2 separate regions of the Homo sapiens genome follow, and region 1 is linked to region 2. A link is an interaction called in ENCODE POLR2A ChIA-PET data of the cell type or tissue named here. Cell type or tissue: CD4-positive, alpha-beta T cell. All regions are shown on one strand. Links, peaks and the distances in the headings refer to the core of each region. The heading gives the core; the rest is flanking DNA.

Region 1 (16,097 bases), core at 4,224-9,223, 400 kb after region 2:
AACCAGGGTGTGGTTCTCAGAATGAGCCATGTTCTCTCTTGCCTGTGTAGCTTTCCATATGCCATTCCCACTCCCACTATCATTGGTTTGCCCAGGAAACCTCTAGTAATCCTTCAAATTCAAGTGTGGATATCATGCCAGAGGGAGTTAATCAGTTGCTGCTGTGTATTATGACTGAACCTTGTTCTCCTCCCACTGTTGTACTCACTATGCTGGTTTAAAATTTGTGTACGAGTCTATATTCTCATAAGTCTGTGAGCACCTTGAGAGCTAATTCATATCAAGATGCCCAGCACTTAGTATAGTCTGGTAATAGAAGCTATTCAACAAATATTTGTTGAATAAATGAATAAATAATGTGAAGATATAAGCATAAGCTGTAACGACAAGTATTTGCAGAAGAGTAGAATGCGTCTTCAACCTTGCATGCTGTGTTGGAAACAGAATTGGACCAGAAAGCAAGAGACCCAAGGCTAGTTCATAGAAACAGCAAACTCTCCCAACATGTTCATTGCTGTATCCTCCATGCCTAGAAGGGCTGGCTCTTGACTGGTGCTGGCCAAGAACAAAGCTTTGTGTTATATTTGGATTTGAATCTGCTAAAGATGAGCTTTATTGCAAATAGTTTGTAAAGAGAAAGTTAGAATCAGAAGGGCTATAACTTTTGGACTAACTGGAGAGCATATGCAATACCCAGTCATGGATAAGTTATCATAATGCCAGTGAACTTATTAAGTTGAACATGTACAATGAATTGGCTTTTACAAATACATTTTATAGATTAAATTACACATATCCTATAGCCACGGGTTTTTCCAGGTTTGGTGCTAATCACATATTTAATCTGGGAAATGAAACAAAACCTTAATGTTAATCTTGGGTCAAGTGGGGTTCTTGGCTCCTTCCCTGTGCACATTAATGAGAGCACTAGTATGACAATCAGAGCCTGAGCCACCATAGATTTAAATTGAAACAAGCCCTTTACCAAACCTGACCTGTCCCCAACCTCCTGTGGTCACCTGAATGCTAATATGCCCCTGCCCTCTCTTCCTTGTCTTATTGAACAATAGTAACATACACGATAATGTCAGTTCTCCACCAATTTATGAAAACAAGATTCTTTCATCCTAATGCTTCTAATCCAATACAGTGACTCACAGATTGTTTTTAAACTAAGAACAAATCAAAGCTTTAGCTTTACAATTTTTATTTCTACAGTGTTCAATAAATATTTGTTGATTGACTGAATGAGTATTTTGCCATTAATTAGCTCTATAACCTTGGGCCAGTTTCATTTAATTTTTCTATGCCTCATTATTCTCATCTATATAATTGAGTTTGATTAAGTCATATTTTTCAAATTATTTTTATGGTTTAAACGCTTTCTTCAAAGCAAATCTTAAGGCCAGGTGTGGTGGCTCACGCCTGTAATCCCAGCACTCTGGGAGGCTGAGGCAGGCACATCACTTGAGGCCAGGAGTTCGAGATCAGCCTGGCTAACATTGTGAAAACCTGTCTCTATTAAAAATACAAAAATCAGCTGGGGGTGGTGGCACACATCTGTAATCCCAGCTAATCGGGAGACTGAGGCAGGAGAATCACTTGAACCCAAGAAGGGGAAGTTGTAGTGAGCCAAGATAGCATCACTGCACTCCAGCCTAGGCAATTGAGCAAGACTCTGTCTCAAAAAAAAAGGAAAAGAAAAAGAAAATCTTAAGCAGAATCTAGCATTTAAAGCAGAAAAAAGTGAGGCTGCTGTAGATGAAATAGGTTTTGGGGCCCTAAGACTCCTCTTTTCCCACCCCCATTTCTGCTCCTGAGCTGCTTTGCTGAACCCACAGGACCCTCTGAGGTACCATTTGTCCAAGCACTGGACTGAATAGAAATACAAATATAAATAGCATTGACTCTCAGACTTGTAAAAACAAAACAAAACAAAAAACTTATAGTCAACTGGATGCAGACAGTCCCAACCTGCAGCCTCTTAACTCTTAGGAATTAAGATTAACCACCCAGACAAATTAATCTGGTTTCTTTGCTTTGGAGGGTATTACATCAACTCAATCAATGTCAATCAATTTTGTAATGCTAAGCTGAATTGGAAATTATATATATATATTTTTGATAAATTAACAATGAACATGACTATATTAATAATAAACAATGAACATGAGAACATGAACAAACTACTAATGAATATATTTTAGTAGACACAATTTCTCAACATATGAAAATGGGGGGAGGAATAAAGGGGATCCTTGGGGAGTGAAAAGGTTCAGAATCACAATGAATTCCTTTTTCTTTCTTTTCATGCAAATAAAATGAGCCAGAGAAAAGTGAAATGGCTTGCCTAAGCCCTCACAGCTTACTTAGTGGCAGATTCTGCATTGGGACCTGGGACTTGTAATTTCCAGCCCAGTGCTCTTTCACTGACCATGTCGTTTCTTTATAAGGTTAGAACTTTACCTTTATGTTTCTGGAATCCCTGATCACCATGCTACAGAATGATAAAACATCCACATTATCTCAGCATTCATTATCTGAGTCCCTGAAGTCTGAAGCAGTATAGGAGACTAAAAGTCATCATAACCTAGAAACGTTTATTTATCAAATGACTGCTTATAAAAGCCACTCAGTCATATCCACTAAACATTAGCTTTGCTTCCTTCCTTCTAGGAGCAACTTTTTTGTTAGGTAGGTATCTAGCTGATGATTGGATTTTTATACAGAGTGGCAATACAATACAACTACAGTGCAAATCAAACACACTATATTTGTACTGTATTGCTAATATGCATAAAGCAAATCTCGCAAATGGTATAGGATTTTATGGGATTAATAAGAGGAAGCTGAATGCTTAGTCCACAGTGAAAGAGGGAGAAAAATATAGCTGATATTGTTATCGAGTAAAAGGGGCTCACTGTCCAATGCACTAGAAGCCCATACTATGACACCATGTTCTTGAGAAAAGAAAAGCTTTGTACTGAAAGTCAATCCCAAGGAGACAGAAGTCAAGCTCAAATCTGTCTCCCTGTGCTGCCTTCAAAACAGTATTTTTATTAGAAAAGTTTCAGGGGGTGGATTCTGAGATTAGCAGGTGATTGGTGGAAGGAAAGCAGAAGTCTGGAAAGTCCTTGGGCATGCTCAGTTATCTCTTCATGCTATCTCATGTATCACATGTGCAAATTCAGGGGGAGTTGGTATGAAACATAGGGTGGAAATTCAGGCTGCGTTGTCAGCAAGCTCCTTCTGCACCGACTCCAGTTGGTCATATTGGTTCCAAAGGATTTCAGCCATTTCTTTTATCTGATAAGCAGAGGGCATTTCAGCCTTTCAGTAGGTGTTTTTTTTTTTTTAATCTGTCATTCTGCAAACTCAAGAATTTGTTAGTCATTGGTTTCTTTAACTCTTTTGGGCATAGTTTCAGTATTGAAGAGTTAGACAAGGGCCAAATTAGGGAGGGCCTTATGGGTTTCATTAATGGTTTTCATCCTGATTGTCTTTTAAGCAGGAGAACTGTCATCAGATTCACCTCTAAAATTTTCATTTTGAAATTGGCAAATACACTAAAATATATAATCTAGCAATCGTATTTCTGTGATTCTATGTCATAGAGGCATATCCACTTGTAGAAACAACACATGTATCAGGTTATTTATTGTTGTATTATTTGTAAGAGCAAAAAATGGATCTGACTCCCATATTCAACAAAAGGGGCCTGGTTAAATAAACAATGGTATGACATGCAGCTGTCAAAACAAATAAGGAAGCTCTCTATGTAGTGATACATATGGAAAGAGCTTTAGGACATATGGCAAGGGAAAGAAAGCAAGATGTAGAACAGTGTATATGGTAGGCTATCTTTTGTGCAGTAAGGTGGGAGAAAATATATTTGAATATGCTTGTATTTGCCTTAAAAACCCTAGGAGGATTTTAAAAATATATGGGTGGAAGGGATATCATCGGAGGGTTGGGGTGAGAAGTGCAGGAGTGAACGCAAGACTTCTCTGAACATCTCTTTTTATAGTGTGTTAAATTTTGAACCTTGTCAATGTAGTACTTAATACAAACAAATCCATTTAAAAATCACTCTGGCAGCTCTATGGAGAGTGGATTGTAGGGAAATAGAGTAGAAGCTGGAGCCGATTTAGGAAGCCACTAAAGTAGTTCAGGCAATGGCTGAAGGTGGTTGGCACTTACTTGGAGGTAGCGGTGGAGCTGGTGAGAAATGGTGAGCTCAAGCTTGTGGAGCCAACTGGACTTGCTGGTGGATATAGTGTATGAGAGAAAAAAAGAAATAAAGAATAATTCCTAGATATTTGTCTTGAGCAACTGGAGGAGAAGAGAAGATAGAGTGAAGGTGGGAAGAAAATGCAAGGAAAACAGAATCGAGGGTTCTGTTTTGGACACATTTTTAATACTGGCATGCCTGTTAGGTGTCGAAGTGAACATATCTACAACTAGAGAAACATCAAGGAGGATAATGACAGCAGAGATGTTTCCAAAAATAATGAGTTCAAAATTAAAGGATTGAGAGGCCCTGGGAAAAGTTCATAAAATCCTTGAACGTTTTTGTCAAAATGTCCATCTTCACTATCATGCTGTACAAATAAAATATAAAGTGGAGAATGTCATTTGGGCTATTTTAAAATTTCATTGGAAAAATTACATCCCCAAATTCCAATCCATTTATTCTTAGTTCTAACAGGAAGTATGTAGATGTCATTATAGCTTACATTTTGTTACATATGAAGTATAATAAATATGATTTCACAGTTTGTATTGCATTTTTCAAGATAAAGCTTGAATGCAAGCTTTTTCACTATTTACTATAAAATGTAAGTGGCCTTTTTGATATCCTGAACAAAATGCAAAAGGACTGCTATAGTTTGAGTGTGTCCCCTCCAAAATTTGGGTGTTGAAACATAATGGCTCGTGATGGCATTAAGAGTTGGTGCCTTTAAAAGATGATTAGTCTATAGTCTCCTCCCTCAAGAATGGAATTAAGGAACTCATAAAAGAGGCTTCACTTAGCCTTTGGCCCTCTTGTCCTTCCCTTCAGAAGATGCAGCAACTTCTGCATTACCAGACACCAAACCCACCAGAGCCTTGATTTTGGACTTCTCAGCCTCTGGAATTGTGAAAAATAAACTTCTGTGCTTTATAAATTACAGGATAGAATCTTGCAGTGGCAAAAACACAGGGAAACAGATATAACAGAAACATTTTCTCTTCAACAGCAAGTTCACATCTTTATTAACAGAATAACTTTCTACATTTCCTAAATTCATGATGGCAGGAGGTGGAGAGTAACAATTTCTCTTACTTTACTGCCCTAGAAGTTAAATAAGTATTACTTGGTAAAAAATGCAAAACTGCTCTCTTAAGAATTCTGCCGTCAACTACTAATTTTTCTTTTGTGCATTTATCCTGAGTAGGACAGGCTTTGGAAATGTTCCAGTTAATACAAGCAGAGACTTACTGGTTGTAGTGTTTGCTGTGATGTCCAATGTGGTAGTCAGCTAGGGTGGCTATAACAAATTTCTGTAGACTGGGTGGCTAAAACAACAAACATTGATTTCTCATGGTTCTGGAAGCTGGAAGCTTGAGATCAGGGTGCAGGTATGGTCAGGTTCTGGTGAGGACTCTCTTCCTGGTTATGTCCTCACAAGGCCTTTCCTTGGTGCACGAGTGCAGAGAGAGAGAAAGAGAGAGAGAGTGCTTTTGTCTCCTCCTTTTATAAGGGCATTAATCTCATCACAGGGGCTTCACCTTCATAACTTCATTTAAACCTAATTACCTTTCAAAGCCTCATTTCCAAATACCATCAATTGAGGATTAGGGTTTCAACATATACGTTTTGGAAGAACACAAATATTTGGTCCATTGCATAGCACCCAGCCCAGAACCCCCTTCAGGCTGGAGACCCTCATACTCTCTGGTGCAGGGAGTGTTGGCTGCTGACAGGTTACAGCTGAGGCCTCCCAAAGACTTGCCTTCAATGAAGGAAGTGGCCTCTCCCAAGGTCTCCTATCCACAGGGGTGAGGGGGTGGCTACAACAGGGGTGGGAGATGCAAAGATCCAGTCCTCTTGACTCAGTTCCAGACAACCTGAATGAGTCATCCCACCTCCTGAGCGCCCCTCCCCAAGAGGTCACCTCAGGCCAAACTCTGCCGCTGTCCTACTTCCTCATGCCCTCACAAGTGTTTTCTCAATAGACGCCTGCACACAACTCTCTGTCTCAGAATCTACTTCTTGGGAAACCCAACCTAAGACACAAGAAGACCTCATTAACAGCATATTCAAGTAATCAATAATCAAATGATACAGATTTCTCTACATTTTGTGTAGGTTAAGCCACAGTGTAAAAAAAGCAAACATGGTGGATAATGCTCAAAATATAGAATACATGATCAGACACTCCCAGGGCTTGCTGTATGCACTTCGCATATATCACACATACATTCGTGGAAGAGAAATATCTTAGGTCTGTTTGGTACCATATGATTTTGGCTGTCGCAGGAAGTAGTCTCTTTGCTCATTATAACTGATCTCTGAATTCATTACCATAAGAGACTACCAAGTTTTGATCCCATTATGCTAGAATTTATTTTTGTTTCTTAAAGATGTATAACAACAGGGAGCCCAGCTTCAAGCAGGGTATAGTTGGAAAAAATGAAGAGTAAATAAAATGAGTTTGCCACTTCAGCAGAGCTCCTTAAGAATTCCTCAGTATGGATTCTGCGGCTGCATCTAAAATATAGGCCTTTGTTTTTGAATTGATTTATTATACACATAACAATTCCTAGATCATAGATCGTTTCTACTAATTTGTTTCCATCATCAAAACTTATTCAGGCTTCACTTTTTGAGATTCTTTACAACAACTTAAAAAAAGATAACATTAAAACATTAACAGTATGTTTAATAGCAAGTTATTGATGAAATAAGTTATGATGTGTCCATACTATAAAATATCACGCATCTTTTTTTTTTTTTTTTTTTTTCTGAGACAGGGCCTTGCTCTATCACCCACGCTGGAGTGCAGTGGTGTAAACACAGCTCACTGCAGTCTCCACTTTCATGCATCTGTTAAATAATATTTTAATGGTGTGCTTATTGACATAGACTATATTTATTATATATTGGTAAGTTAAATTATAAAATGAAAAATATAGTTTAAAAATTTATAAATTCTAAAAACATTATTTTGGCAAAAGTATAGAAGTAAATAAATCACCATGATATGTGGTTTATGATTTATTTTCATTTATCTTATTTACATCTTTCTACAATTATGTAATAAAAATTAGTTCGATTCTTAAATAGTGCTGTGGAAGTAGGAATTTGCAAAGAATGTTCAGACTTTTCCCTTATGCCGCTTGGGTAGCTGTAGCTCAGTGTTTGGCAAAGTCCAAAGTATTTTTACATAGCACCAACATAGCCTAACTTACATGCAGAGATTCAGTTACAAAGAGGATCTGTCTTCAGGATTCTCTTATTTTTTTAAGGTTATTTCCCCATTATTTCCTTTTCAGTCTTTGAATTTTGTCGTTCCTGCTGAAAGTTTTTTTTTTTTTTTTTTTTTTGAGACAGGTTCTCATTCTGTCACTCAGGCTGGAGTTGCAGTGGCACATCATGGCTCACTGCAGCCTCTATCTCCCCATGTTCAGGTGATTCTCCCACTTCAGCCTCCTGAATAGGTGGGACTACAGGTGTGTGCCACCACTGCTGGCTAATTTTTTTTTTTTTGTATTTTTGTAGACACAAGGTTTCATTATGTGGCCCAGGCTGGCCTTGAACTCCTGAGCTCAAGCGATCTGTCTGCCGTGGCCTCTCAAAGTGCTGGGATTACAGACATGAACCTCTGCACCCTGCCGAAAGTCATTTTTACTGCATAATTATAGAAAGATGTAAATAAGATAAATGAAAAAGAAAAATTATCAATAATTCATAAACCACATATTATGGTGATTTATTTGCTTTCATACTTTTGCCAAAATAATGCATATAGAATTTATAATTGTTTAAACTATATTTCTCATGTTATAATTTAACTTACCAATACATAATAAATATAGCCCATGCCACAAGCACACCATTAAAGTATTATTTAATAGATGCATAAAGATGGAGACTTGGCCAGACATGGTGGCTCACACTTATAATCCCAGCACTTTGAGAGGCCAAGGCGGGCAAATCAAGAGGTCAGGAGTTCGAGAACAGCCTGACCAACATGGTGAAACCCCATCTCTACTAAAAATACAAAAAATTAGCTGGGCGTAGTGGCAGGCGCCTGTAATCACAGCTACTCAGGAGGCTAAGGCAGCAAAATCACTTGAACCCAGGAGGCAGAGGTTACAGTGAGCCAAGATCATGCCACTGCACTCCAGCCTGGGCGATAGTGCAAGACTCTGCAGTGTCACGGATATTGATTTTTCTTTCACAAAGAATCAATACTGTGAAAATGGCCATACTGCCCAAAGTGATTTATAGATTCAGTGCTATCCCCATCAAACTACCATTGACTTTCTTCATAGAATTGGGAAAAACTACTTTAAATTTCATATGGAACCAAAAAAGAGCCCAGATAGCCAAGACAATCCTAAGCAAAAAGAACAAAGCTGGAGGCATCACACTACCTGACTTCAAACTATACTACAAGGCTACAGTAACCAAAACATCATGGTACCGGTACCAAAACTGATATATAGACCAATGGAACAGAACAGAGGCCTCAGAAACAACATCACACATTTACAACCATCTGATCTTTGAAAAACCTCACAAAAATAGGCAATGAGGAAAGGATTCTCTATTTAATAAACGATGTTGGGAAAACTGGCTAGCCATATGCAGAAAGCTGAAACTGGATCCCTTCCTTACACCTTATACAAAAATTAACACAAGATGGATTAAAGACTTAAACGTGAGATCTAACTCCACAAAAACCCTAGAAGAAAACCTAGGCAATACCATTCAGGACATAGGCATGGACAAAGACTTCATGACTAAAACACCAAAAGCAATGGCAACAAAAGTCAAAATTGACAAATGGGATCTAATTAAACTAAAGAGCTTCTGCACAGCAAAAGAAACTATCATCAGAGTGAACAGGCAACCTACAGAATGGGAAAAAAATTTTGCAATCTATCCATCTGACAAAGGGCTAATAATCAGAACCTACAAAGAACTCAAACAAATTTACAAGAAAAAAACAACTCCATCAAAAAGTGGGCAAAGGATATGAACAGAAACTTCTCAAAAGAAGACATTTATGCAGCCAACAGACATATAAAAAAATGGTCATCTTCACTGGTCTTCAGAGAAATGCAAATCAAAACCACAATGAGATACCATCTCATACCAGTTAGAATGGCAATCATTAAAAAGTCAGGAAACAACAGATGCTGGAGTGGATGTGGAGAAATAGGAATGCTTTTACACTGTTGGTGGGAGTGTAAATTAGTTCAACCATTGTGGAAGACAGTGTGGTGATTCCTCAGGATCTAGAACCAGAAATACCATTTGACCCAGCAATCCCATTACTGGGTATATATCCAAATGATTATAAATCATTCTACTATAAAGACACATGCACACGTATGTTTATTGTGGCACTGTTTACAATAGCAAAGACTTGGAACCAACCCAAATGCCCATTAATGATAGACTGGATAAAGAAATTGTGGCACATATACATCACGGAATACTATGCAGCCATAAAAAAGGATGAGTTTATGTCCTTTGCAGGGACGTGGATGAAGATGGAAATCATCATTCTCAGCAAACTAATACAAGAACAGAAAACCACACACTGCATGTTCTCACTTATAAGTGGGAGTTGAACAATGAGAACACATGGACACAGGGTGGGGAACATCACACACTGGGGCCTGTCAGGTGGTGGGGAGTTGGGGGACAGATAGCATTAGGAGAAATACCTAATGTAGATGACGGGTTGATGGGTGCAGCAAACTACCATGGCACATATATACCTACGTAACAAACCTGCACATGTACCCCAGAACTTAAAGTATATTAAAAAATTAAAAAGAAAAGAAAAAAAAAAGAAAAAAGTGGAGACCGCAGTGAGCCATGTTTGCACCACTGCACTCCAGCCTGGGTGACAGAGCAAGACACTGTCTCAAAAAAAAAAAAAAAAAAAAAGCATGATATTTTATAATATGGATACATCATAACTTATTTTGTCAATAACTTGCTTTTAAACATATTGTATGTTTAAATGTTAACTTTTTTTATTTATATAAACAGTGTGTCAGTGGACATCCCTGTGAATAAATCTGTGTACACTTAGCTGGTTATTTCCATAGAACAAATTCTTAGACATGGGATTTCTAGATCCAAGAGTATGTACATATTTAAGATTTTTAAAAACACTCATTGCTAAATTGTTTTCATTTATATTCCCACCAGCAGTAGTTGAGAATACCCTTTCCCCACACCCTTGTCACACTGAATATATAATTATTTTTCATCTTGGCTAATGAAATAGATGAAAAGCAAGATCTTGGTTTTGGGTGCATTTCTTTGATTTCTAATAAGCCTGAATTTTTTAATAAAATGCTTATTGGCTATGCATATTGCTTTTTTTGTGAACTGCCTATTCATGTCCTCTGAACATAAAATATTGAATTCTAATATTTCTTTTATTGAGTTTTAAGAGCTCTGTCTACATATTTATCATATATGTAAAATTACATATGATCTAATGAGTTTTTCTCCAATTTTTCTTAATTTTAAATTTGATTTTCATGGCACAAAGAGTTTTAAATTAGTCAAATGTATAACATTTTTTATTTATAATTCTACCTATGTTGCATTGCTTAAAAAAAGACATTCTGTACCCAAGATCTAAGATGAATGATCTAAGAGGAAATTATACTTTCTCTCAGTAATTTATGGATTCATTTTAAAAAATTTATATTTAAATATTTAACCTACTAAACTTTTGATTATAGCTCCAAGATGGGACTCTAATTTTATTTTTTCCCATTATTTGTCAATTCCAACATTTACAAAATAATCCATTCCTTTCTCTCCTCAAGTGAAATGGTGTCTTTAATATATAAAAATTCTTCAATATATTAAAACCAGTTCTGGACTTTTTATTCTAATGCTTGTTTTGTCTGTGAGTTCTATACCTGTACAATACTTTTAATTAAAGTAATTTTAATGCATTTTGATATCTGATATGACTTATCTCTTCTTTATATTTTTTAAAATTATATTTTATGTTTAACTGTACTCTTCTTTGTCAAAATATCCATTATTCTTACATATTTATCCTTCCATATTTTTTAAATATAAATTTTGGCACATTTCCCCGTTTCCTCCATCTCCCAGATTTTTGGGGGGATTTTCACTGAGATACCATTTAATTTATATTTGAATTTAGGAAGAACTTACTTTTTATAATATTAAAATATCCAGAAACAGAGTTTATCCTTCCATTTATTTATGTCTTTATGACTCTTGGTCAGGATTTGTAGATTCTTTGCACAGGCCTACCACATTTCATGTTCAGTTCATTCTTTTATTTATTCTTTTGAGATAAAATCTTACTCTGTCCCCCAAGCTGGAGTGCAGAGGCGTAATCATAACTTACTGCAGCCTCAAATGTCTGGGTTCAAGTGATCCTCCCACCTCAGCCTCCCAGCTAATTAAAATTTTTTTTTGTTTGAAGATGAATTCTTGTTATGTTGACCAGGCTGGTCTTGAACTCCTGGGCTGAAGTGATCCTCCTGCCTCAGCCTCCCAAAGTGTTAGGATTCCAGAATAAGCCACTGTGCTCAGCCTATTATTCTATTTTTTTTTAAAAATAAGTTCTTATTCATAAATGTTATGGTGCTTTTGACCCTGCATAAGGAGAAAATTAATTTCTTTCAATCTGAAGTAGTTTTATTTTGAAAGTAAATCAACTAGTGAACTTGAATAACTAGTTCACAAATATCATGCAAATTTGAAAAAGTTAAAATATTAATAGTATAAACAATGAAATAAAATCTCCTTCCACCCTTCTCCCTGGCCACCACGTTCTTCTCCCTGTAAGCAACTGCTGTATTCTGTTAGAGCAGAGTTTTAAAAACAAACAAATTTTAAAAGTATATACCTATATAATACACACACACACACACACACACACGGGGAGACAGATATACGAAATATATGCAAAAATTTATCTATGTGAACAAAACAGTGTGCTAAGTAATTTTAAGGAATCAAATGGAAGGCTAAGACCTGAGAAGGAGTCTGGGAGTCTGTTCAAAAACAGAGAGAGAAGCAGATGAAAAAACTCTGGTACTTTTCCAATATTGTCAGTTACCAGTTTATTTAAACTCCAAATGCATTTTCTCACCAAGTTACAGCAAAAGATAAATCTAGAATCCATGCCACATTAACTGCACAAAATATAAATGTCCACCACCTAAGCTTTCCCCTGCGTCAGATGGCAAATAAGATAGGAACCACACATTCCTGGGAGGCAACAGATCAAGAGCGCAAAATGACAAATCAAATTTCTGTACCAAAATGTACTAAGCTTCTTCAATTAGTTGGGAGAAGCTTAAATAAATCAAAACCATGGCACAAAAATAACTTAAAAGCCGTTCCCCAGATAAATTTGTATTATGCTGTAAACAACTCAGAACAGCCACTCAGAATGGTGGTGAGTAAAGCTGGCAAGCTAGCTGGCTGGTGCAAGCCGGCAGCTTTCGTAGTCACTATAGTTCAGCCCAGGGGTCGGGGGAAGTGGAGGGACTGATGAAGCTCTGGGCAGTGGAGGCAGATGGGAGAGGAATAGTAGGTGATTGAGGGGGAGAGGGGGTTGTAGGGAAGGGGGAGGTGCTGATTCAAGCAAACCAAACTCACAAAAGGCTGATTTATAAACAGAAATGCCATTTGTTCATTAACCAGCACAGGGGGATTAGAGGGGTGTTTTATTCACTCTGCAGAAAAACCTGATGTGCTGTCCCATTCTGCAATAGAGTATTCTTACTCTGCGTGATCAGGGTACTCCTGGTCAATAAATACAGCTCTCTATTCCATGGGCAATGCTGGGAAAACCCAGATATATGTTATCCTGTGGTCTTGACTCTTTTTATCTTTTCATTCCAGTCCCTTGTGTTAACATATCATTCCTCCATATACGGACCACGATAATATCATGTGGACCAGACTCACTTTACAGCGTACTCTCTAGTCCAAGTTTCCTGAAGCCTTCCCTCTCTCCTCAGTCCCTTGGTGGGGGCTTTACTGTAGATCGCTGGGAGGTAAGAGTGATATAATGTGACAGTCAACTGCACAGGTTCTGAGCTCCGCAGGCTTTGTTCCAATCTTCGCCTGGCCATGTGCCAGCTGGGTAATCTCAAGTAGTTCTTTAACTTTTCTCTTCCTTGTCAGTGAAAATGGGAATGATAAATAGTACCAACCTCAGCAAGTCACTGTGAAGATTAAAGGAGCTAAGTCATTGCTGAACACCTAGAACTGTGCCTAGTGTATGTAGAACACTCAAAAGTTATTGGCCATTAGTGTTATGGCTACTGCTATGTACTTCTGTTGATTTGCAGTTGTCTCTGCTCAGGAAGAATAAACTATTTTTAACCTTTTGCCCAAATTAGGGAAAAGAAAATGAAATGTCAAATGAGAGACCAGTTTGACCTGATGGTGAAAAGTCTGAAACTTATTCCGTGTTTTAAAGAAATGCAATTGTATTGCTTCCAAATGTGAATATATTGCACCCTAAATACATGGAGAATAAGAAAATAAATAAATTTGTTTAAAGGTAGAGTAAGTTAAAAAAAAAAAAAAGGAGAGAGAACTTAATGTAAAAATACAATTTACAATAAGCAAGTGTTTCCAGAGCACCTAGTATCTACCTGCTTCCATTCTTGCCTTTCTGAAATCTATTTGCAACACAGTAGCCAAAATAATCTTCTAGAGGATTAAGTTTGATCATGTCACTTCTCTGTTCAGAATCTTCCCACCGCATTCAAAGTAAAAACCAATGTCTTGATAATGCTCTACAAAGCTTATATAACCTGCTCACCCCCCTCCTCGGCACCTTCTATGACTTTATCTCTTAATTCCCTCGCCCTTACTCATTCTGCACACTGGACTCTGCTGTCATTTAACTTGCCAGGCATTCCTGCCTTAGGACCTTGGTACTTATGGTCTCCTCTGCCTGGAATCCTCCTCTCCTTCAAAGTCACATCTCCTGCATGGCTTACTCAAATACCACCTTCCCTGACCATCCTACTTAAAGTTGTAACTTCCTCCCCACCCCCATCACTCAGTAGTTTTCTTCCCACCTCTATTTTCTCTATAGCATTTCACCATCTAACTTACTGTATATTTATTGACATATTTTGTTTATAATCTCTCTCACCTCACCCTCCCTGTAATAAAAGCTCCATATGACAGGGATTTTGGTACATAGTGTCCACTGCTACCTCCCTAGTCCCTAGCATAGTGGCAGAGTGAGAGCATTATTTGTGGAATGGATGAATTCAGGAATGATGCTAGGTGCTTTTACCTCTCAGTTATATCTTTTGGTAAAGGTTTGGTTTTCATAATAATATGCCACTAAATGGCAGCTGTTATTATAACCATGGATTTTTACAGATGCCAAGGCGAGCAGATCACCTGAGGTCACGAGTTCGAGACCAGTCTAGCCAATATGATGAAACCACATCTCTACTAAAAATACAAAAAAATTAGCTGGGCGTGGTGGTGGGTGCCTGTATTCCCAGCTACTTGGGAGGCTGAGGCAGGAGAATCATTTGAACCTGAGAGGCAGAGGTTCAGTGCAGTGAGCCAAGACTGTGCCACCGCACTCCAGCCTGGGTGGCAAGAGCGAAACTTCCTCAAAAAAAAAGAAAAAGGATTTAAAGCATCTTTAATTTCTTGAAGCTGGATTTTGAAAATCACTGTTTAACGTGGTTGTCTTTTAAAGGCACTGGACATAAAATTGAGATTCAGAGGAGGAAGTTGTTTTGAACTTTTTACTCAATATAAATGACATATATTGCTTCTGAATTAAGATAAATTATGAATTTTCATATACATTTAATTTAGCCTTTTCTATATTAGCACTAATTCTCCAACCCTTAACAATGATTCTTAAGTGTATTTAAATGGTGTACAATGGCAGATGTGCGGGCCTGGATGTCCTGCTTCTGCACTGTTGGAGATGAGGCCTGTCTACTGAATTTCTGGTTTCTATTACAGCTGATGACATGAAAGAAATGTTTGTAAGAACAAATGTTAGGTTCCAGGCTGTATCCTAATTTAATAGTGTAGTTGAAAAAGGAAAGTTGATGATTCATTCTAAAACCCCTGGGGAAGGAGGGGTGATTGTAAACAATTTGGAAAGGGGCAAGGGAGTCTAATATGAAACCATCGCAGCAATCTTAAACAACAACCAAAAAAATCTTGTCTAAACTTGATTGAATGCTGACTTTTTTTTCCAGAATGATATTAGCTGGGGAAAGACTGTTAACTTCAAAACTTTTTTCTCTCTGATCAGATTTGGGGAGCGGGAGGTTGTAACCATATTAAGTTTTGATAATTCCAGATAATATGAAATGTTGGGATGAAACATTACCCTGAGGTTTTCATAATCGTGGATTTTCCTCAAAGCAGTACACGTGATCGTAGTTTTTTTTTTTCTTTTTTTTTTTTTTTTTTTTTGTTTTTGAGACAGAATCTTGCTGTGTCGCCCAGGCTGGAGTGCAGTGGCATGATCTCGGCTCACTGCAAACTCTGCCTCACGGCTTCGAGCAATTCTCTGCCTCAGCCTCCTGAGTAGCTGGGATTACAGGTGTCCACCCCCACGCCTGGCTAATTTTTGTATTTTTAGTAGAGATGGGGTTTCACCATCTTGGCCAAGCCGGTCTTGAACTCCTGACCTCATGATCCACCGGCTTCAGCCTCCCAGATTACAGGCGTGAGCCACCGCAACCAGCTGATTGTAATTTTTTAAGGGGCCACAACCCTAGGCAAATTTTTACGGAGGAAGGAAGAGACATTTTTTAAAAATGGAAAAAAAAAAAAAAAGAACCCAAAATCTAAGGCA
Region 2 (9,664 bases), core at 3,178-8,177:
TACACACACTGACTCTTAATGCATATTTAATAATATGGAAATTTTTCTAATTAAGGCTTCTGTATTTCCTTGGGGTTAGCTTCTTTTTTATATTCTAGGCAATGGTTATTTCAGCCCTCCTTCATATTCCTAAAATCTCTCCCTGGTCCCACCACATTTTCTATTAGCCTGTGGTCTCGCTTTGGACTACTGGAAGGAGAAGTGTTCAGATGGAAACCCTCCAGTTCCCTGTCCCTCAGCCTACACAGCTAGCCTCCTCCGTGGCACCTCCCGCTCCTGCCCCGTTGGTGGGAGAGGCGTCTCCTCCAATGCCTCTACCCGGGAACCTTTCTCTGTTGGTTTTCTCAGTGGTTTTTGGTGTCTCTGATTCTTATCCTCCGATGTCATGCAGACTCTAACCACTCCCATTTTCAGAGGCGTTGTGCCTTGCCCCTCCCTTGTGTGCCCTTGTCCATGTATCACACTGTTGATGGAGCCAGCCTGCCCTAGCTGTGTCCTGGAGGCCTGGGCGTGAAGGCTGAGACAGACCCCTTGCTTCCCCATGGGGTCTGCAGGGCTGGTGCAGCTGGCCCTGGGCACGCCCCAGGTGAGTAGAGGAACTGACCGGGGCCACACAGATGCATGAGTGTTCATGAGGTGCAGGCTGGCTGCTGCGCGGTGGCACTGGTTTTGTTCTGGATCCTGGCTTTTAAATGATCATCACAATTGTAGGACTGGCAACTGAGATTTGAGTCCTTCTGGTGTTCCAGGCTCACTCCCCAGCACTTGCCACAGATCGTCTAGTTCCACTCTGTAGCTGTTCCGTGAGGCAGCACTGTCATCATCCCAGCTTTCCTCAGGAAAAGCCAAGTGCAGTGAGGTGGAGTAATATCCCCAGAGTCCATGGCAGGCAGGCAGCAGAGCTGGGATTGGAACCCTGGAGGCACAGAGCCCCCCTCAGCCACTGTGCTGCGCTGCCCCCAAACAGGACCCTGTGTGACGGCACCTGGCATGCTGGGCTCTGCTGTGCCATGGGTCTGCAGCAGTCACATGCCTTGGCTTCTTTTTTTTTTCTTCTCTTATAAATTAATTGCATGAAAGTTTCTGAGAAGTGAAAACGTTCAGACAGGGAGCCAAGCCGCTGGCAGCTGTGTTGGTTTTGACTCATGTTTCCTCCAACTCGCCTTGCTAGGGTCTTCGGTACAGTTTGAGGCGCCTCTGATGGCACTGACTGCAGTTGCTTGGAACTATTCCAGGGATCTGAACAGGAGGAGAAGGCATCTGCCGGCCGAAGTGCCCACGGGGTGCGTGCAGCACCTGTCATAACTCAGTTCTTTTCCAAGAATGCCGATTCATTTTTTGGCTGGGGACGCACGGCCTGACTACTACCATGCAACATGACAGGACATTATTAAGCTAGGGGCCAGAAGACCAGAGTTCATTCTGCCTTTGGCTCACTGTTTGGGTGTGGTCATTCCTACTTGCCTCCTGACAGCACACCCCGAGCCCAACCCTCTGTCCCAGGCCAAGGCTGCACCCACTGCCGCCTGGATTGCCGCAGTCTAGGCCTCCCCTGAGCTCAACCATTCTGTGCTTTGAGGTGCACTGGACACTGGTTTCCCAGTGACTCTGCCTCCCACAGGGCCCTCCCGCGTCTGGGCCTCTGCTTGTGCCTTTGGTCCATGGCACCATCTGAAGGCCCCCAGAGGTTCTCGCATAACTGCCCTCTTTGACTGAGGCTTGGGCTTCTTCCTCTGACCATCCCTTTGCTGGGGACACTTGTGCTTTCTCTTTACTCCAAGTCTTGGGTGCTGGCAGCGTTTCTAGGTGCGATCCGTCTGGCACACTGTAGTTTCCTTGCTGCTGCTGCTGCTTAGTCTCCATGGGCTTTCTTCTCTCCTTTTTCCTTGTGGATGGTCCTTGGGGTTCTGGTGGTACTGCCTCTGTCTTTGTGTGTTACACACCGTCACTGGGACGTCTCACTCTCCCACGTCTTTGGTTAACAGCCGTGAGAAGCTCATTCTCAAACCTACGTCTAGATCCCAGAGACTACCTGCTGGTTGGAGTGTTTTTCTTGGTTGACTGGTAAAGGCTCAGACTCGGCCTGTCTGTATTCTTCTTCACCTTCCCCCACTTTTTCCCCAAAAATATTCCCCTTCCTTGGTGCCTGTCTGTCTCAGGCAAAGGTACCCTCATGCCAGCTCCCAGTGTGTCCTCTACAATGCCTGTCTGCCCTCATTCACACATCTGCAGTCCATCCTCATGGTTCTAGCACCTCTGTCTCTAGGGGCGTCATCCACTGGCACCATGCTGGTCCAGGCCACTGTGGCCTTGCCCCTAAAACACCGCAGCTGTCTCTTCATACTGCTTGCAGCCATTTATCAATCCAGTATTTTTCCACATTCAAACCAGTGATCTTCCTGAAAGCACAAATTGATCATATTACAGTGCTTTCTGAAAGCACAAATTGATCATATTGGAAAATCCTTCAATGGCTGCATGCTGTCCTTAGGATCAAAACCACCTTCCTAACGTGGCAGTGAGGCCCGGCATCCGCCTGCATGCCTGTTGAGCCCAGCCTGTCTTGCCATCCCCTGCGTTGTGCTCCAGCTGCCCTGCACCACTGGCAGGTCCCAGGAAGGGACTGCCTCTCTCTGCAGACCTCTGCACACATCCTTCCTTCCCTCTGAACTCCCTTCTTCCTTAACCTTTGCCTGGCTCCTTGCCTTCAGGGCTCAGCATGGAAGTTGCATCCTCCAGAAGCCTTTCCTGATTCCCCAGGCCTGGCTCAGCTGTGGCTCCTCAGTGCTCTCAGAACACTCTGTGCCTCAGCCACCCTGGGATGTAAACATGGCGGGTGCTGAGATACTCACTGGTGGAATGAAACTGCTGTCAGATGTTAAAGAAACATACTGCACACATGCATGTGTGTGCTTGATATTAAAAGGCTTGCACAGCCCCATCCCCAGTCTCCCATGTTGAAATTTTCTGGTTTTTTTTTTTTTTTTTACAATTGATGGGGAAACAAATTACAAATCATATCTAGACCAGTGACCATAATGCTATAAGTTTTTTCTTTGTTTTCTTAACTTGTGTTTAATGAGGAAGGGGAGTAGAAGAGAGGAGACAAGTGAAGTAAACAGATTCCTGGCAGAAACTCTTAAAGATGAAGTGCTATGAAACAAACCACTGTCTTTTAATTAAGAGGGTTCCTATCGCTCAGCACTTGGAGAGGAATAGTAGCTTCTGAAGAATACATGCTATTGAGATTCACCAGTAGGAGCCACATTAACCCTCATAAAGGACTATTCCTTGTAAGCTGCTTAGAGTTAGAAAGATGTGGTTAATTTAGATCAAAGGAGAAATTCAAAGTTAGATTTAACAGAGATTAGCATTACTAAAGATTTCTTAGAAAGACACCCAACTGTACATTCGTGCCAATTTTAAGTCTCCTTACAGAAGTGGACATTTTAAAACTTAGTGATTAGGTTCTGCTGGAGGAGGGTCTGACCTTTAGTTCTTGGGGTCTTTCATTTCTAAATTGAATGCAGGGAGCTCCTCCTCCCGACTTGGGCTTCTCAGGCCATGTGGAGACCTCTGTGGGATGATAAATCCTCCAGGTTGTTCAGAGGGGGCCTCAAGGGCAATGTTCAGCCTGGACTTCTCCATCGCTGGAGGACTTTAAAATTAAGCAGAGAATATTCTTGGGTTCTCGAGATCCTTCCGTTCTCCTGGCTCACTCAGCCACCAAACAGATTTACACAGGTATACTCCCAGCACTAAAGACTTCAGTCTTTGAAAGTCTCCTTTTCAGTACTCCATTTATTTTGGTTGCCATGATTGAACTTTCTGTGTGTGTCTTAACTGTCCATCTGTGTGTCTGCTTTTAGTTATGAGGCTATAAACCTCCTGAGAGGAAGGCTCTACTCTGTCCTGTTTGTAACCCCAGCCTACCCTGGTGCCTGGTACACAAGAGGCCAATCAATATGAAAATGTCAATTAGGTGATAATAAAAATCACCAGCATTCATTGGGCACTTACTGTGTACAGGTGCCATACTAAGCATCTCACGTAATCACAGGAAGTAGCCACACAAGCCTTGAATCCTCGTAGCACAGAGACTGTTCCTGAACAATTTTTACAAAGGAAAATAATGATGCAAATATTTAACATACATGCCTGCATATGGTAGTTACTAAGTTTTATATAGTTGTACATAGCAACATTTAAATAAGTGGGCATGTATGTTCAATTTTGTGCCTTTCTAAGACATCTTCAGGTTTTGCTGAAATGGGGGTAATAAGACTCACCTTGTATGTGTCTGGGAAGATTCAGTGAGGTAAAACATGTAAAAATCTAGCACAGTTCCTAGCACTCAGTAAATGTCTATTTCTCCTTCTCAAGTAAGTAAGATGGCTTTTGTGCCTGTGATAGTTTAAATGTAGTCTTTGTAGAATGAAAGCAAGGTGTAAAATAACCTCAGAGCCCTGCTTGCTTTCCATGCATGCTCTTCTGGCTTGTTGACCATTAGCTCATGAGCCAGTATTACCTATACAATTAATTCTGTTGGGCCCATGCCATGCTTTTAGTGAGCTGCTGCTGAAGCTGGCCCTGGGCCGTAGGTGCCCTCCCTCTGGCTTTGTCTCTGTTCCTGCCGTCTTCTCCTCTCCCCCCGCAGCATCTCTGTCTCTGCAGGACATGTCCCACTAGCACACAGTTCACATGTATGTACAAGACACAATCCCCACTTTAATCCACCCTCCCTTCTACTGCTCTGTTTTTCTGTTCCTTCACAAAAGCCTTCTTTAAAAACGTGACTTTCGCTGTTGTCTTTGCCTTCTCACTGCGTGCTCTCTCAGCCCATTCTAGTTGAGCCTCTGCCTTTACCAGTTTCTGAACTTGGTTTGGCCAGTGCCATCAAGTAATTTCCATATACCCCAATCCAACATTGCTTGTGTTAAGTCCTCATTTCAGTCTCTCACCAGTATTTCCCCCTTGTCTGTTTCTTTGATTTTTTTTCTTTTTTCAATGTGTAACTCACAGTCACTGCAACACACAAACCCTACGTGTAGAGTGTGATGAATTTTACGTATATTTGCCCCTGTGGAACTACTTGTGCAGCGTTTGGTGTGGTTGGATGGGTGCTCCCTCCTCCTCCTCCTCATCCCCACTCTCATTTTCCTCCTGTGTCACTGGCTGGTCCTTCAGCTTCTGCTCAGCTTTCAGATAGTGGAGTGTCTCAGGGATGAGTTCTAGGACCCCTTCTGTGTTTTCTCCGTCACTCCTAGGGGCGCTTATATGATCTCATGGCTTTAAATGCTATCTACATGTGACAGCTCTCAGGTTTGTTCTCTACCTCTGACCTCTTCTTTCCACTTCAGACTCATATTTTCAGCTCCCTAGTTGGCATTTCTACGTGGAAGTCAAATAGGCATCTCAAACCCGACATGTCAAAATGAACCATTTCTCTCCATCCCCTCCCCTTCTCTTCCCTCACCCTCCCTTAGCTGCTTCTCCATAATCATCTCCATCTCATTAAATGGTTTCTCTATCCACCCAGTTGCTCAAAATGAAAATTTGGAGCTCATCTTTGATTCCTTTCTTTACCCTCATATTCAGTGCATTTTCACATCTTGTTAACACATGATCTAAGAATATGCTGTGTATTTCTTCTCCCTCTCTCTGTAGTCCAGGTTACTTCCATCTTCCGCTTGGGCTGCTGCAACAGCCTGACTCTCCCCCTCACTCCTGTGATCATCCCTACAGCCCATTCTCATGCAGCAGCCAAAGAGATCACTTAAATGTGAATCAGATTGTGTCACTTTCCTGCTAAAAGCCTTACATCCAAAACCCATGCTCTGCTCCAGGAGACTCGGCATGATCTGGACTCTGCCTGCTTCTCTGACCTCAACTTGCACGTCACTTACTTCCTGCCAGCCTTGCTTGCTTTCTTGCTGTTTCTCAGACGCACCCTTCCTGCCTGCCTTAAACCTTTGTGTCAGTTGTTTTCTCTCCGTGAACTTCCTTTCCGTGTGTGTTGGACCTTCTTGGCATGCAGGTCTCAGCTTAAATGTTACCTTCCCAGAGAAGCCCTTCCATGTCTCCTCCTCCCTCTGCCACTCTAAGAAGCCCTCCAGTCACATTATCCTTGTTTTTTTCATCACAGCACTTATTAATATTTAATACCTGATTCTATCTTGCTTGTTGTCCATTTCTACCACAGAACTTGTCTTCATGAGGTAGTAGGGCCTTTGCTGTGCCATTCACAGCTGTATCACCAGTGCCTAGAACAGTGCCTGGTATTCAGCAGCTGCACGATAAATATCTGTAAATGAACAGATCAAATGAATACTGTTGCTCAGTATAAGCAAATACAGTGTAACTATTGTAACAGCTGGCCTAGAACCTGACCCGGTGACCGAATGAGTGGCCATGTGAGTGATAAGTGGCGTTTGTTGCAGGGAGGAGCAAGTCCCCATGGAGCTGGTGCAGCGGGGCGATATCGTCAAGGTGGTCCCTGGGGGAAAGTTTCCAGTGGATGGGAAAGTCCTGGAAGGCAATACCATGGCTGATGAGTCCCTCATCACAGGTGAGATGGCTTGTTTCATGTTCCCTCAGGAGGATATCATAGCAGCTGTCAGGTCACATGAGTGCTGGATGGGGCTGAGCAAGTGACAGTTGTCTCTTTCCTACGTCTAGGAGAAGCCATGCCAGTCACTAAGAAACCCGGAAGCACTGTAATTGCGGGGTCTATAAATGCACATGGCTCTGTGCTCATTAAAGCTACCCACGTGGGCAATGACACCACTTTGGCTCAGATTGTGAAACTGGTGGAAGAGGCTCAGATGTCAAAGGTAATGAAGAAATTTTTAAAACTAACTTCATCTTTCTCGTTTTAGAAATTATGTGAAGAGTTCTGGGAAATCAGACAGTTTTATTGAGTAGAGATTGATTAGTAAATGTGGTTAAATGAAGGAGATTATCCCAATCTTTATCCATGCTTGTGGTGTTTTATTTCTTCATAGGTTGTAATTTCCCATGGTCTTGGTGTTTTATTTTCATAGGCACCCATTCAGCAGCTGGCTGACCGGTTTAGTGGATATTTTGTCCCATTTATCATCATCATGTCAACTTTGACGTTGGTGGTATGGATTGTAATCGGTTTTATCGATTTTGGTGTTGTTCAGAGATACTTTCCTGTAAGTTGAATGCCTTGGGCTATATGGTGGTTGTGTTTTAAATAATCTACTGACATTGATCCTGTTCTTTCATATCTTAGATTCACTGGGCTTTAATTATTCATTACATTTTATTTGCTTGCTTCTCTTATTGACAGCAAAATCTAAGCCAGAGTAGGATAAACAGTCACTCTCCTTCTGCAGGTTTCTATTAAAGATCTCCTTTACATTCTACTTAGATAATTTTCACAGACACCAATTGGTGCTCAGTTGTAATGCTTGAAGCATTTACAATATGTATTATTGGTCCTTTTTGAGGTTATGAGGCATACATCATAGAAAATAGTTCACTTTAAATCTCAATGGCATGATAATATTATTTAATACATTTTAAGAAAAATATCTTTTGATGTATATATTTACCAGTACCATCTTTGACCTCCCAGCTTCCCAAGTAATGTAAATAGCTTTTTATGTTTGTTTGTTTATTTATTTATTTATTTGAGATGGAGTCTCCCTCTGTTTCCCGGGCTGGAGTGCAGTGGCTTGATCTCGGTTCACTGCAACCTCCACCTCCCAGGTTCAACCAGTTCTCCCGTCTCAGCCTCCCAAGTAGCTGGGACTACAGGCACACGCCACCACACCCAGCTAATTTTTGTATTTTTAGCAGAGATGGGGTTTCACCGTATTAGTCAGGCTGGCTTCGAACTCCTGACCTCAGGTGATCTGCCTGTCTCGGCCTCCTAAAGTGCTGGGATTTCAGGTGTGAGCCACTGCACCCAGGCGTGAATAGCTTTTTATAATAGTTAAATATTTACTAAACATTGTATGTGAGGCAATGGAATATACATTTTTGAGTTTAAAAAAGTGGTTGAAGAACACTATCTTAGGAAATATGGTTTTATTAAACCTCAGAAAAAGAAAGGAAAATACAGGCCACCCCTCAAAAAAACATATCTGCTTGAGGAATAAAAGCTATATTACATCTGTGATTCTCAGTTGGCAGCTGTGACATTTTCGGTGTTTGTGACTGGGGGGATGCTGCTAAACATCCTGCAAGGCACATCACAGGCCCTACAACAAAGAGTTATCTGGCCCCAAATGTCAGTAGCACTGAGGTTGAAACCTTGATAATGTACTTAAAAAGCTAATGGCACACTTAGAACAGTATTTGGTAATGGCACAATGAGCGGAACAATGTTTTTACCTTATCTTATTCCTAGCCCAGTCTAGTGCTTGTTATACCATAGAGCCATAGAATGAGAAACCATACTGGGTGTGGTGATGCACCTGTAGACTCAGCTACTTGGGAGGCTAAGGCAGAGGATCATTTGAGTCCAGGAGTTTGAGGCTGTAGTGTGCTATGATCGTGCCTGTGAATAGCCACTGCACTCCAACCTGGGCAACGTAGCAAAAAGTACAAATACAGAATGGATAATTTTTTTCTTTTAAAAAAAATCCTTCACATAATTAAAAGTATATCAAATATTCTCAGGACACATGTCATTTACTAGGATGTATTTTCTCCCTCAAATTTCCCATCTTAAATTGAACAATGTTCAAGTTAAACACTTTCTGACATCTAAGGAACCTCAGTGCTCTTAAAAGTAACTTACAGATATATTGGTAGAATGTGCCTGTGGCTATCCATGGCACCTGACTGCCTATAATTTCGGCTTTTTCGGGAAAGCAGTGCGTTGGCATATGGCCATGGGAAGACTCAGTCCTAAACAAGTTGGAATCTGTGGCTTTCTGCTGTTCCATGCCTTTCCATCTTACTTTGGCTTCTTTTGTTTTTATCTGCAATATCAGGGAGGATGCTGGCAAATGAGGTACTGCATGTTCCTTTAAGATACTGTCATCTCTCTGCTGTACAAAAGTCATTGTAGAGAAGGGCTCATGGTAACTTCCAGAAGTCCACCCAGTCCTATCAGAATGCCAGGTGTGATTTTGACAAGAATTAGTGTATTTTTAAAAAAGATTACATAATCTTTATGTCTAAAAATCTTAATATATCCCTCTACCTAAATATAACTGTTTCTATGAAAATTAAAAGACCCCTTTAATAATACATTATTTTAGAATCCTGCCTTTCAGAGTGAAATAATAAAATGTAGATGGAAGCTAAAGAGGCTGTGGTCCATAGCCTTACCTTAGACAACTGTGCTTTTTACTATAAGTAAGTGAACATAGTATCTCTTGATTATACTCCATAGCCACCAGCCATTTTTAAAAATAAACCAAGATAATTCAAGCTCTCAGAATGCAAATAATACCAAGTGTCTGGAAAGTAGGTCATATTTTGTTTGTTTTGGGTACAAAGAAAAAATAGTGAAAAATACAGAGAAGAAAATAAAGATACCTCCAAATCATATCCCTAGAAGTAATTTTTTTGCATATTGGTGGATACCTTTCCAGTATTGTTGAAATGCTGTATTCAGATACAGGCGGAGATTTTTGCACGAATAAATCCCAGCACATGCGATTTTGTACTTGCTTTTTAATTT

Evidence for each region. Peaks named below come from ENCODE experiments on the same cell type or tissue, not always from the same donor. Only the 100,000 strongest peaks of a DNase experiment are listed, where the experiment ranks them.
Region 1: POLR2A ChIA-PET joins it to region 2 with 5 read pairs; 1 of 35 experiments calls an interaction of 5 or more read pairs at or near these places.

What each region holds. Positions count from the first base shown.
Region 1 is chr13:51,539,292-51,555,388 of GRCh38, reverse strand. LOC124903175 (a long non-coding RNA gene) reads right to left here and starts at 6,265. Exons shown (of 4, transcript XR_007063804.1): 1 at 6,159-6,265; 2 at 5,483-5,679; 3 at 4,201-4,264; 4 at 3,238-3,306. MIR4703 (microRNA 4703) reads right to left here and starts at 2,800; the gene lies at 2,722-2,800. In CD4-positive, alpha-beta T cell, for the core only: no CTCF peak of the experiment used is centred there; a DNase peak (open chromatin) is centred at 6,128.
Region 2 is chr13:51,947,176-51,956,839 of GRCh38, reverse strand. It overlaps ATP7B (ATPase copper transporting beta), which reads left to right. Exons shown (of 21, transcript NM_000053.4): 10 at 6,441-6,568; 11 at 6,679-6,833; 12 at 7,044-7,178. Among named protein-coding and RNA genes, the nearest start is that of ATP7B, 59 kb to the left of the region's middle. In CD4-positive, alpha-beta T cell, for the core only: no CTCF peak of the experiment used is centred there; a DNase peak (open chromatin) is centred at 5,919; H3K27ac peaks cover 539 bases.